2 separate regions of the Homo sapiens genome follow, and region 2 is linked to region 1. The links are chromatin contacts, found by Hi-C or POLR2A ChIA-PET in ENCODE. All regions are on one chromosome and are shown on one strand. The core of a region is the stretch at or near the end of the contact, and the rest is flanking DNA. Distances in the headings are between cores, read along the strand shown.

The links. Hi-C counts contacts between places; a loop is a spot of excess contacts on that map. ChIA-PET counts read pairs that join two places held with the same protein, here RNA polymerase II (POLR2A). Pooled maps may share reads with other maps.
Region 2: a loop to region 1 is called in a pooled map, with 14 times the contacts of the local background. The contact joins the promoter of MMAB here to the promoter of NFYB in region 1. A Hi-C loop is called at or near these places in 4 of 50 pooled maps. POLR2A ChIA-PET finds 5 or more read pairs at or near these places in 2 of 52 experiments (A673 and activated CD8-positive, alpha-beta memory T cell).

Annotation. Positions count from the first base shown.
Region 1 is chr12:104,135,199-104,142,293 of GRCh38, reverse strand. It overlaps NFYB (nuclear transcription factor Y subunit beta), which reads left to right and starts at 4,084. Exons shown (of 8, transcript NM_006166.4): 1 at 4,084-4,153; 2 at 6,762-6,846. The coding sequence starts at 6,841. LOC105369947 (a long non-coding RNA gene) reads right to left here and starts at 2,063. Exons shown (of 3, transcript XR_945286.2): 1 at 1,596-2,063. RefSeq lists enhancers at 3,347-3,516, 4,340-4,931, 4,932-5,525 and silencers at 3,901-4,200, 4,251-4,350, 4,451-4,530, 4,591-4,720.
Region 2 is chr12:109,572,254-109,574,753 of GRCh38, reverse strand. MMAB (metabolism of cobalamin associated B) reads left to right here and starts at 1,250. Exons shown (of 9, transcript NM_052845.4): 1 at 1,250-1,407. The coding sequence starts at 1,274. MVK (mevalonate kinase) reads right to left here and starts at 960. Exons shown (of 11, transcript NM_000431.4): 1 at 881-960. RefSeq lists silencers at 720-949, 970-1,099 and enhancers at 859-1,358, 1,359-1,860.

The sequences.
Region 1 (7,095 bases), core at 2,835-5,334:
TTTTGTTGCTCAATTTGGAATGAAGGAACTTGCCACTCTGTCTTACAAGGCCACTGGAAAGTCTTTGTCTTTTACTTTGAGAGAAATGAGGAGTTAATAGGGGATTTTTGAGCAGTGGAGTGACAGGATTTGACTTATATTTTCAGAGGATCTGAAATCTTGGCTGCTGTGTACCAGAGTGGAAGAGGGGAGACAAGTCACTGCAGTCACCCTGATGAGAGATGTATTAGGTTGTTGTTGCATTCCTGTAAAGAAATACCTGAGACTATGTAATTTATACAAAAAGAGGTTTAATTGGCTCACGGTTCTCCAGGCTGTATAGGAACCATAAGGCTGGCATCTGCTTCTGGGGAGGCCTCAGGAAGCTTCCAATCATGGTGGAAGGCAGAATGGGAGCAGGAACTTCACAAGGCAAAATCAGGAGCAAGAGGGAGAGGGGGAGGTGCTACACACTTTTAAACCACCACATCCCAAGAGAACTCACTCAGTATCTCGAGGACAGCATCCAGGGGATGATGCTCAACCATTCATGAGAAAGCTACCCCCATGATCCAATTATCTCCCACCAGGCCACACCTCCAACACCGGGGATTACATTTCAACATGAGATTTGGCTAGAACATCCAAATCCTTTCAGGAGATGTGACTTGAACCATGGTGGTAGTAGTATGGGCAATGAGAAGTGTTTTCTCCCTTTTTTTTTTTTGAGACAGAGTCTTGCTCTGTCACTCAGGCTGGAGTGCAGTGATGCAATCTCAGCTCACTGCAGCGTCCACTTCCCGGGTTCAAGTGATTCTCCCATCTCAGCCTCCTGAGTAGCTGGGACTACCAGCATGCAGCACCATGCCCAGATAATTTTTGTACTTTTTGTAGAGACAGGGTTTCACCATGTTGGCCAGGCGGGTCTCAAACTCCTGAGCTCAAGCAGTCCACCCTCCTCAGCCTCCCAAAATGCTTGGATTACAGGCATAAGCCACTGAGCCTGGCCTGTTTCCATTTTAGATATATGTACTTATAGCCAACAAATAAACAAGATAATCCAGTTAGGCTAAGGGTATTGGAGCAAATATCATATTTACTTTTACATAGAATAATATAGCTGGATGACAGGATAGAGAGTAACTGGGCGGGGCTACTTAAGAAGAAGGGATCAGGGAAGTCCCTCATTGAAGGGGCAAGACCTCAGTGATGAAAAGAAGCCAGTGAGGATCTTAAGGCTGGTGCGTGTGTGAGGAGCAATGCATAGGCCAGTGGGTCTAGAAGGTGGTGAGGTCAGGGTTGAGGAAGAGCCACAAGCCGGGTGGGAGAGGGAAGCTGAAGCCAGATCCTTCTAGGCCTCAGTGCATAGAATGGATTGAGAAGAGTGGAGCAAGAGAAGAATCAGGAAGGTGGAAGTGGAGACAATATTCTACTAGACCCTGTCCTCATGGGAATTTTACGAGACCTCATTGAAGTGATGAAGTAAAAACTGTGAAGTCTTCATGGGGCCAGGGATTCTGTTTCATTGTTTGCTTAATTATGACGCCTAGAGAAATGGCGATATGAACTAACTGGCAGCTGTGGTGTACAGACTCGAAATAAAGACACTCAATTACCTGTCTCTGACTTTGAATGCAAAGACTAGGTTAGCTGCAGTGTTTTTTCCAAGACTAAATTATGATCTTGGCCTTCCTCTTTCACCAAGTCATCAGAAAAGTGGTTAACATTTATTGGGGGCTTCCTGAAATAGATACAGAAGAAACAGAGAACACAGGTTGGTTGTTAAGGCAGGATGACCTAGGATCCAACTGCAGAGGGGATGTGGACCGGGTTCCATTTCTCCTAGAGTTCTGGCTCCTCAGGGTAAGGAGAGTGATTCATTCACCTTTGTAGCCCTTGGGCTCCTAGTACAATGCCTGCAGAATGTAGGAGCTGATATTACCTTTTAGTGGAATTTGAATTAAGCACATAGTTTAGATCCACAGTACTGAAATGATAAACTATTAACTCAGAAAAGTAGTCATCTTCGCATCTTTTGGTTCACCATCCAGAATTGGGAGAAGGATTAGTCATCTTTCTCCCAATTCTTTTTTTTTTTTTTTTTTCCTTTTTTGAGACAGAGTTTCATTCTTGTCGCCCAGGCTGGAGTGCAATGGCGCGATCTCAGCTCACCGCAACCTCCGCCTCCTGGGTTCAAGTGATTCTCCTGTCTCAGCCTCTCGAGTAGCTGGGATTACAGGCATGCGCCACCACGCCCGGCTAATTTTGTATTTTTTAGTACAGACGGGGTTTCTCCATGTTGGTCAGGCTGGTCTCGAATTCCTGACCTCAGGTGATCGGCCTGCCTTGGCTTCCCAAAGTGCTGGGATTACAGGCGTGAGCCACCATGCCCAGCCCCTTCTCCCAATTCTATTACTTTATATTTCCTGCCTTTGAACCTTTGAACACATCATTTCACTCCTTAATCTCCACTTTATGGGTAAGCATAGAGAAAGGGAGAAATTAAACTCAGGCCAATTTTTCCTTTTTTTTTTCTAAGCAAATAACACCTTTTAAATGTTTGATGGAGATTGAAGAAATTCATGCTATATAAAGATCTTAGGATAACTTTTTTTTTTTTTTTTTTTGAGATGGAGTCTTGCTCTGTCGCCTAGGCTGGAGTGCAATGGTGTGATCTCGGCTCACTGCAACCTCTGCCTCCCGGGTTCAAGCGATTCTCCTGCCTCAGCCTCCTGAGTAGTTGGGATTACAGGCGCCCACCACCACGCCCGGCTAATTTTTGTATTTTTAGTAGAGACGGGGTTTCGCCATGTTGGTCAGGCTGGTCTCGAACTCCTGACCTCAGGTGATCGGCCTGCTTCGGCCTCCCAAAGTGCTGGGATAACTTTTTTTTTTTAAAGGGCTTTCTATGTATACATTATCCCAAACAACCCTGAGAAGCAGACATTTGGCCAAGATCACAAGCCTGTAAGAAGGGGAGTTGGAATTCAAGTCAGGTTGTCTGATGACAGTGGCATTGCTACTTACTCCTCTTGTCACAATTTGGGGCTTTCATTTGTCTTTTCTTCCATACTTGCCGCAGAAATGTTTAAATACTCTGAGAAACAGTAGGAACTCTATAAATAAAAGATCTCTGTATTTTTACATAATCAAAGCTGGAGAGTTTAATGTGGTGCAGGCCACTCGGTTAGTGGAAGCAGAGGGCATGCCATCCCCAGCTCCGGTTGCAGTGAGTGGATCCAGTGTTGGATTACCCACCTCTGGGATGGTCACTGCTAAGCGAAGCTGAACTCAGGACTGCAGTTTGAGAAAGACAGCGAAGGAGCTTGGCTGCACAGAGGCAAGAACGGGCCACGGATTCTTGCAGCCAAAATGTCATCTGGTTGGGAAAAGCCGCTTGTCAATCTGCAGCTACTAGAGGGGTGGGGGTGGGTGGAAAATGCAGCATCTTAAGTTCAAGATTCAGGGTGAAGGCTGGCTAGACTTAGCAGGGGTCTGCATCTTTAGATGAAATGTGAAAAACACCCAAGCTCAGGGACCAAATGACAGGGAGCGCTGTGCATGCGGCGACGCTAACAGGGACCCAAGGAAAGAAAACACGAGGCGCTGAAGGCGCTCCAGGAGGCCCCCGCCGTTCAGACCCTCCCGGTGGCTCGGGCGCGTCGTCCTAGGGGGCGGCTTCTGTCCTTGGTTTCCCCTTCTTAAAAATCCAGGCGCAGGCAGGCTGAGCTCAGGCGGCTGAGGCACCTCCACGTGGCGGGGGAAGGGGTGACAAAGAGAGGGACGCCCGAGAGATCCCGCTTCGCACAGGCCCGGGTCAGCACCGGGAAGGAGGCCCGCCTAGACCCGAACGGCGCGCCCGGGCAGGGCCCTGGAAGACCTCGCGCCTAGAGGAGCGGCATCCGGAGCGGCGCGGAGGCCTCACAGGAACGCGGGACTGGGCCGGGGGCGGGGCGGGGCCGGGGGCGGGGCGGGGCGGGGCGGGGCCGCGGCGGGCGGGCGCGCGGGCGGCGCGGAGGGAGGGTGTCGCGCCGAGGGAAGCGGCCCGCGGCGGAGGGAGGGGAGGCCGAGTCCTGGAAGCGGAGCTCCGCGCTGGGACTGGTTCCTTCGCAGCCATTTTCTGTCCAACCAAACAGCCGATTGGAGACGGGAGCCAACCAGGGCTGCATTGGAGGTTTGTGTCTCGCTTCGGCCAATGATCGCTCCTAAACCGACTCCACTTTAGCTCGAATGAAATGTCCGTCTCCTCCCGGCGCCGTCCCCGCCGCCAACGCCGCCGCGGCCGGGGGCACTAGCCTCCCGCCCTCCCGCGCGGGCCGAGGCCGGGCCCCGCGCCTGCGAGGCCGCTCCCGCAGCGGGCCGGGCCGGGGAGCGGGCGCGGGGCCGCGGCGCGGCTCTTTGTGCGCCGGGCTGAGGAGCGGCGGGACGCGGGCCAGGCCACCTCACCCTCGCCGCCGTTGAGCTCCGGGCCCGGGGCCGAGGAGGGGCCGCGGGGCTGCGTCGGGGCCCCGCTCTCGACGGCGTCCCGGGCCGGCTCCATTTTGTGCGGGGAGCCGGCCGAGGGGCGGGAGACGCGGCCCGGGCCCTGGCCCCGTAGCCCCGGCGGCGGCGCGAGTCCCCGGGGGCGCCCTCCTCCCGCCCGCGGGGCTGTGGCGGGGCCCGGCGCTTTGTCTGCCCGCACATCCCGGGGGCCGCGCGGCGGGTGGGAGGCAGGCGTTGGGCGCGGGGCCGGGGCGGCCGGGCGAGTCAGGGGATGCGCTCTGGGGGCGGCCTCCTGGCACTCGCAGGGCTGACAGGTCGCCGGGACCAGGCCGTGGGGCCGGGGCCACCCAGGCACCTGCGTGGGGAGGAAGGCATGGCTTTAGCTTCCCCGCAGCCTGGTTTGCGCGTAAAGAATGCAGCCATCTGGCGGTTTGCGGTCCCTGTACTTGCCCCGAAGGTGGGAAGGAAGCCCTTCGGATTGGACTAAGGTTTTAATCATTAGTGGTGGGAGGCGGGAGGATATGCAGGGCCTTAAAGAACGGTAGTCTTAGAGAACAAAGAATTACAGAGCACCCACAAATCGTAATCTCGCCCAAAGCACTCTAACAGGATAATTTAAACAAGGTTAGGTAGCCTGCGACCTTTAAAAAAATGGCATCCCACTAACCCGCATGGACCCCATAGTTGCGTGGTTCGTGCTACAAATCACTGGGGTGGTTTCATCTCTCTTAGTATGGAAACTAATCAGCAACATAAAGTGATGAAAGCAAACGGATCAATATCAGTGGCACTAATCAGTGGGGGGTTTATTTGTAAAGTATTGAAAGTTTAACCAAAATTCCTTAAAAGGCAAATTATTCCTTCCCTGCATTGCTCTTGTATCTTAATTTAAGGATTACTGTATATTGATGCAAAACTCTGGTTGTTGATGCCAAAGAATGGAGGGTGGAGGAAGGGACTACTGCTTTTCTTGGATACAAATTTGCATTTCTTAAAACATTAAACAGATGTATGCATTCCCTTGAGCTTTTACATATATCAACCTGCCCTTAAGAAAATATACACCATATGAGGTGACAGTGTTTTTCTTTAATGTACTGAGTCTAAATATATACTGAATCAACTATTTGGGTGAGTGAGTGTGGTGTGGTATGACTCCCTGCCCACACCCCCCTCTCCCATTCCAAGCAAAATACATAAATATAGCTCCCATGTTTTAAGTGTTCTGAGGGCTTATTTTTTCAAAGACACTCTTTAAAAAATAACATTTCTCGTTACAAGGAAGGACTTTTCTGAGCAGTTTTGGGGTTAGAGGATACTATTAATATTTGAAAAGAAATTATAAATTACTTTTAATATTATAGCAAACGTCAAGCAGTTTTTGCTACCTGGACCTTTTTAGTGGCATTAAAAACTTTCAATTCAGTGGCTACAATTTTTTCTGCTATTTGCTAGATTTCATGCTTGGATGCGTATCAGTATATCTTCTCCCTTTAAAATTAACACTGAAAGGATGTGTTTTTGTTTTGGCATCCTACCCCTCCCCCATTTAATTGTTTCCTTTGAGAAAGAATGGAGCAAATGAGAAATGAAACTTGTAACACAGCAATTGGTACTAATTTGTTCAGCTATTTATGCCTTACAGTGAGACTGAAGTGCTATTTCGATGCAATTTTAGTCAAAAATGGTGGTGCTTCAAAATTATAAATAAGGGTCTTGATTGTGTTGCTTTTTTGATATCTTCTCAGTGCAGAATGTATCTTCATTACAGTATAATCTGAGATTCTTAATTGAAAAGCATTATATTCTCAGATAATTTTTTCCTCCTCTTGAGCTATAGAATGTCTAAATGTTACTCTGAAACATTTAAGAAAACCATCACCAAAAAATTAAGATGATAAGGGGTGTGTTTGCATCTTGAGTGTTAATGTTTTAAGTAATTTAGATGTATAATTTTTGGTCTCTTGCATATTATATAATTTGGTCCCTTTTTGGTGTATTGTAATGAATGTTTATGATGAATATGGCTAAATTCAGGGTTATGTTGGAAAATCCATTTTCTCCTTTCCCCATGGAATTAACTTGTTTTTAAGTTCTCCAAAATAAATCTTTCAAGTCAACAAACATTTATTGGGTGCCTTTTTATACTATTTTATACCATGTACTCCATTGATTAAGAATAGTAGTCAAAATTATACAAGCCCTCTTTAATTTTATGAGAAAAAAAGCCTATAAGTGATACATTTGATGTATTTTTACTATTGATAGATGTTAGGTCCTAATAGATGTTTATCTTTTAGGTTGAAATCACAAAGATTAGACACCTTTTTAGATAGGTGTTCTTCAGCACCACTGACAACACGGTTCTGACAGTATTTCATGACAGTAAGTATATTTTACCATTTTGGTTGTTAATTAGATTTGAATAGTAATTGGCTGGAAATAAAATTGTAACCAATTTATACTGGAGGTGCCTGGTAGAATGAATGCATTTCAAGTCTAGACAGACAGTACCTCTGCTCATTCCTGTTGCTTCCTTATTTTCAGCTTCTTGCATATATTATTTCCCATGGGTCCCTAAGTGCTGTTGAGGCTACAGGGTAGCCTGTCCCAGCTGTAAAGGGGCTGTCTGTT
Region 2 (2,500 bases), core at 1-2,500, 5.4 Mb before region 1:
GAAGAGATCTTAGAACACCTAGTTCAAGCCCATCATAATAACAAAAAAGGTAGTTACCGTCCAGCACTTGCTACGTACCAGAAAGGCAATGCAGGAGTCAACTGGACACATCCAACAGATCTGGGTTCAAATGCCAGCTCTTCCACTCCCCAGTGATGTCATCTTAGTTAACTCACTTAAATGGCTAAGAACCTCGGTTTCCCCACACGTTATATGGAGAGAAAATAACCGTACCTACCTCGGTGGATGTTAGGAAGGTTAAATTAACGCAAGGGAAACACTTGGCGGTGTCTGGCACCTACTAATCATTCAATTACTGAGAGCTACTTATTACTGGCTCTGTTCTTCGTTTCAGCTTTTACAACTACTACTATTAAAGGTAGAAATTACATGAAATCATGGAGCAGAAAGAACTCTTTGCTGGACATTTAGGCTGTTTCCAATGTGTCACAATTATAAACAAGGCTGCAGAAAACACCCAGTACGCCTCGTTTTGCACACTTAAATGAGTATTTCTGCAGGACAGAGTCCTAGAAAGGAGCTTGCAGGGTCTATAGGTGTGTGCAATTTACACTTTTATACATAACGCAAAATTATCCTCCGCTTAAGGCTTTACGTAGATTACCTTACGCTAAGATTCAGGTGTACTATGAGCTAAGTACTATCGTGATCCCCATTTCTTAGAAAAACTGAGGCTCAGAGCGGGGAATCCCCTTGCTTGTCAAGCTCAAAATCACGACTGTCAGATTGAGGTCGCCGATCCCTCGGGGCAAGACTCTCAGAGCTGGGTAAACTGAGCCACAGAAGCTGGACGCCTGGCTCAGCGTCGTCCTGGGTCTAGGACCTCGCGCCGCCCGGCCGCCCGACCCCGGCCTCTCACCTGCCGCCGCCGCCGCCTCCCCGGCCGCCGCCCCTCCGCGCCGAAGCCGGAGCAGCTCCCCAACTCCCACAACCCAGAGCGCCCGTGCCTCAAGGGGAGGAGGCGTTGTACTTCAGGCCAGCCAATCAGAGCGCGCGAGCCCGGAGTACCTTTACCAATAGGCTTGAACATTGGTCAATAGGTGTTGCAGCCAAGCCGACACGGGTTTTCCCGCCCCGCTCCTTCCGTTAAACCAATGGGAAACAAGTCCCTGGGAGTGTCCCGCCCTGGGGTGAGAACTGCGAACCAATAAAAATTGAAACCTGAGCGGTGGCGCGGCCAGCTGTGGGTGGAGTCACCCCGCGGACTGGACGGGAACCTGGCGGGGTCAGGTCCCGTCAAGCAGCCTGGCTCATGGCTGTGTGCGGCCTGGGGAGCCGTCTTGGCCTGGGGAGCCGTCTTGGCCTGCGCGGGTGCTTCGGCGCCGCCAGGCTCCTGTATCCCCGTTTCCAGAGCCGCGGCCCTCAGGGCGTGGAAGACGGGGACAGGTGAGTGGCTGGCGGGAAGGGCAACTCGAACACCTGCCGTGAATCGTGGTGTCGTCGCCATGGGTACGTCACACCGCCGTGAGGTCACCGCGGCAACCGTCAGGTGACGTCTCCACGCTGTTCTGACGTCACCATGGCAACGTGGGCCACGTGGGCGCCAGAGACCAGGTAGTCTTTGCCTAAGTCCCAATGAAGTCCCGCTATCATCGGGCAGGGCAGGGCATATCCCATGTGGGCCAGGAGGGCTCTCGACTCAGATTGTGACCAATCTCCAAAGCAGTTTATTCCCCAGGTCCCAGATACACCAGCACCTTCTAAAGATGGCTTTCCTCATATTCCTTGAAACTTGCACCTCAACCCAGACCTCAGAACCTCTAGAGTACCGTGGATTAATAATGGATTAATTTAGTTCACAGATCCAGGAAATTAACCTTCGAATGGGCTTGTAATGTCACATTTTAATTTTGAGCTATGTCCTTGAGTTGTTTACATTGTTTTTTGAAAATGCCACTTTTTGAGCTGTATTTTGGCAATTCTTCATCTCTGAGTACACTCGAAGCCTCATACTATGGAAGTGGCTCAGGTTTCTTTTCCTGCAAGAGGCCCTGAGTTGGTGGAGTATAAGATAAAAATTTGGGTAGGATAGAGTTAAGAGTCCTAGCTACTTGGGAGGCTGAGGCAGAGGATCACTTGAGCTCAGGAGTTCAAGGCTGCAGTGAGCTATGATCATGCCACTGCACTGCATTCCAGCTTAGGCAACAGAGCAAGACCCTGTCTGTGAACAAAATAATCATAGGCCAGATACGGTGGCTCACGCCTGTAATCACAACACTTTGGGAGTTTGAGGCAGGAGTATTGCTTGAGCTCAGGAGTTCAAAACCAGCCTGAGCAACATGGTGAAACCCGTCTCTACCAAAAAAAAAAAAAAAAAAAAATTAGCTGGGTGTGGTGGTATACACCCGTGCTCCCAGCTGCTCGGGAGGCTGAGGTGGGAGGATTGTTTGAGCCTGGGAGGCAGAGGTTGCAGTGAGCCTAGATCGTGCAACTGCATTTCAGCCTGGGTGACAGAGTGAGACCCCATCTCAAAATAATA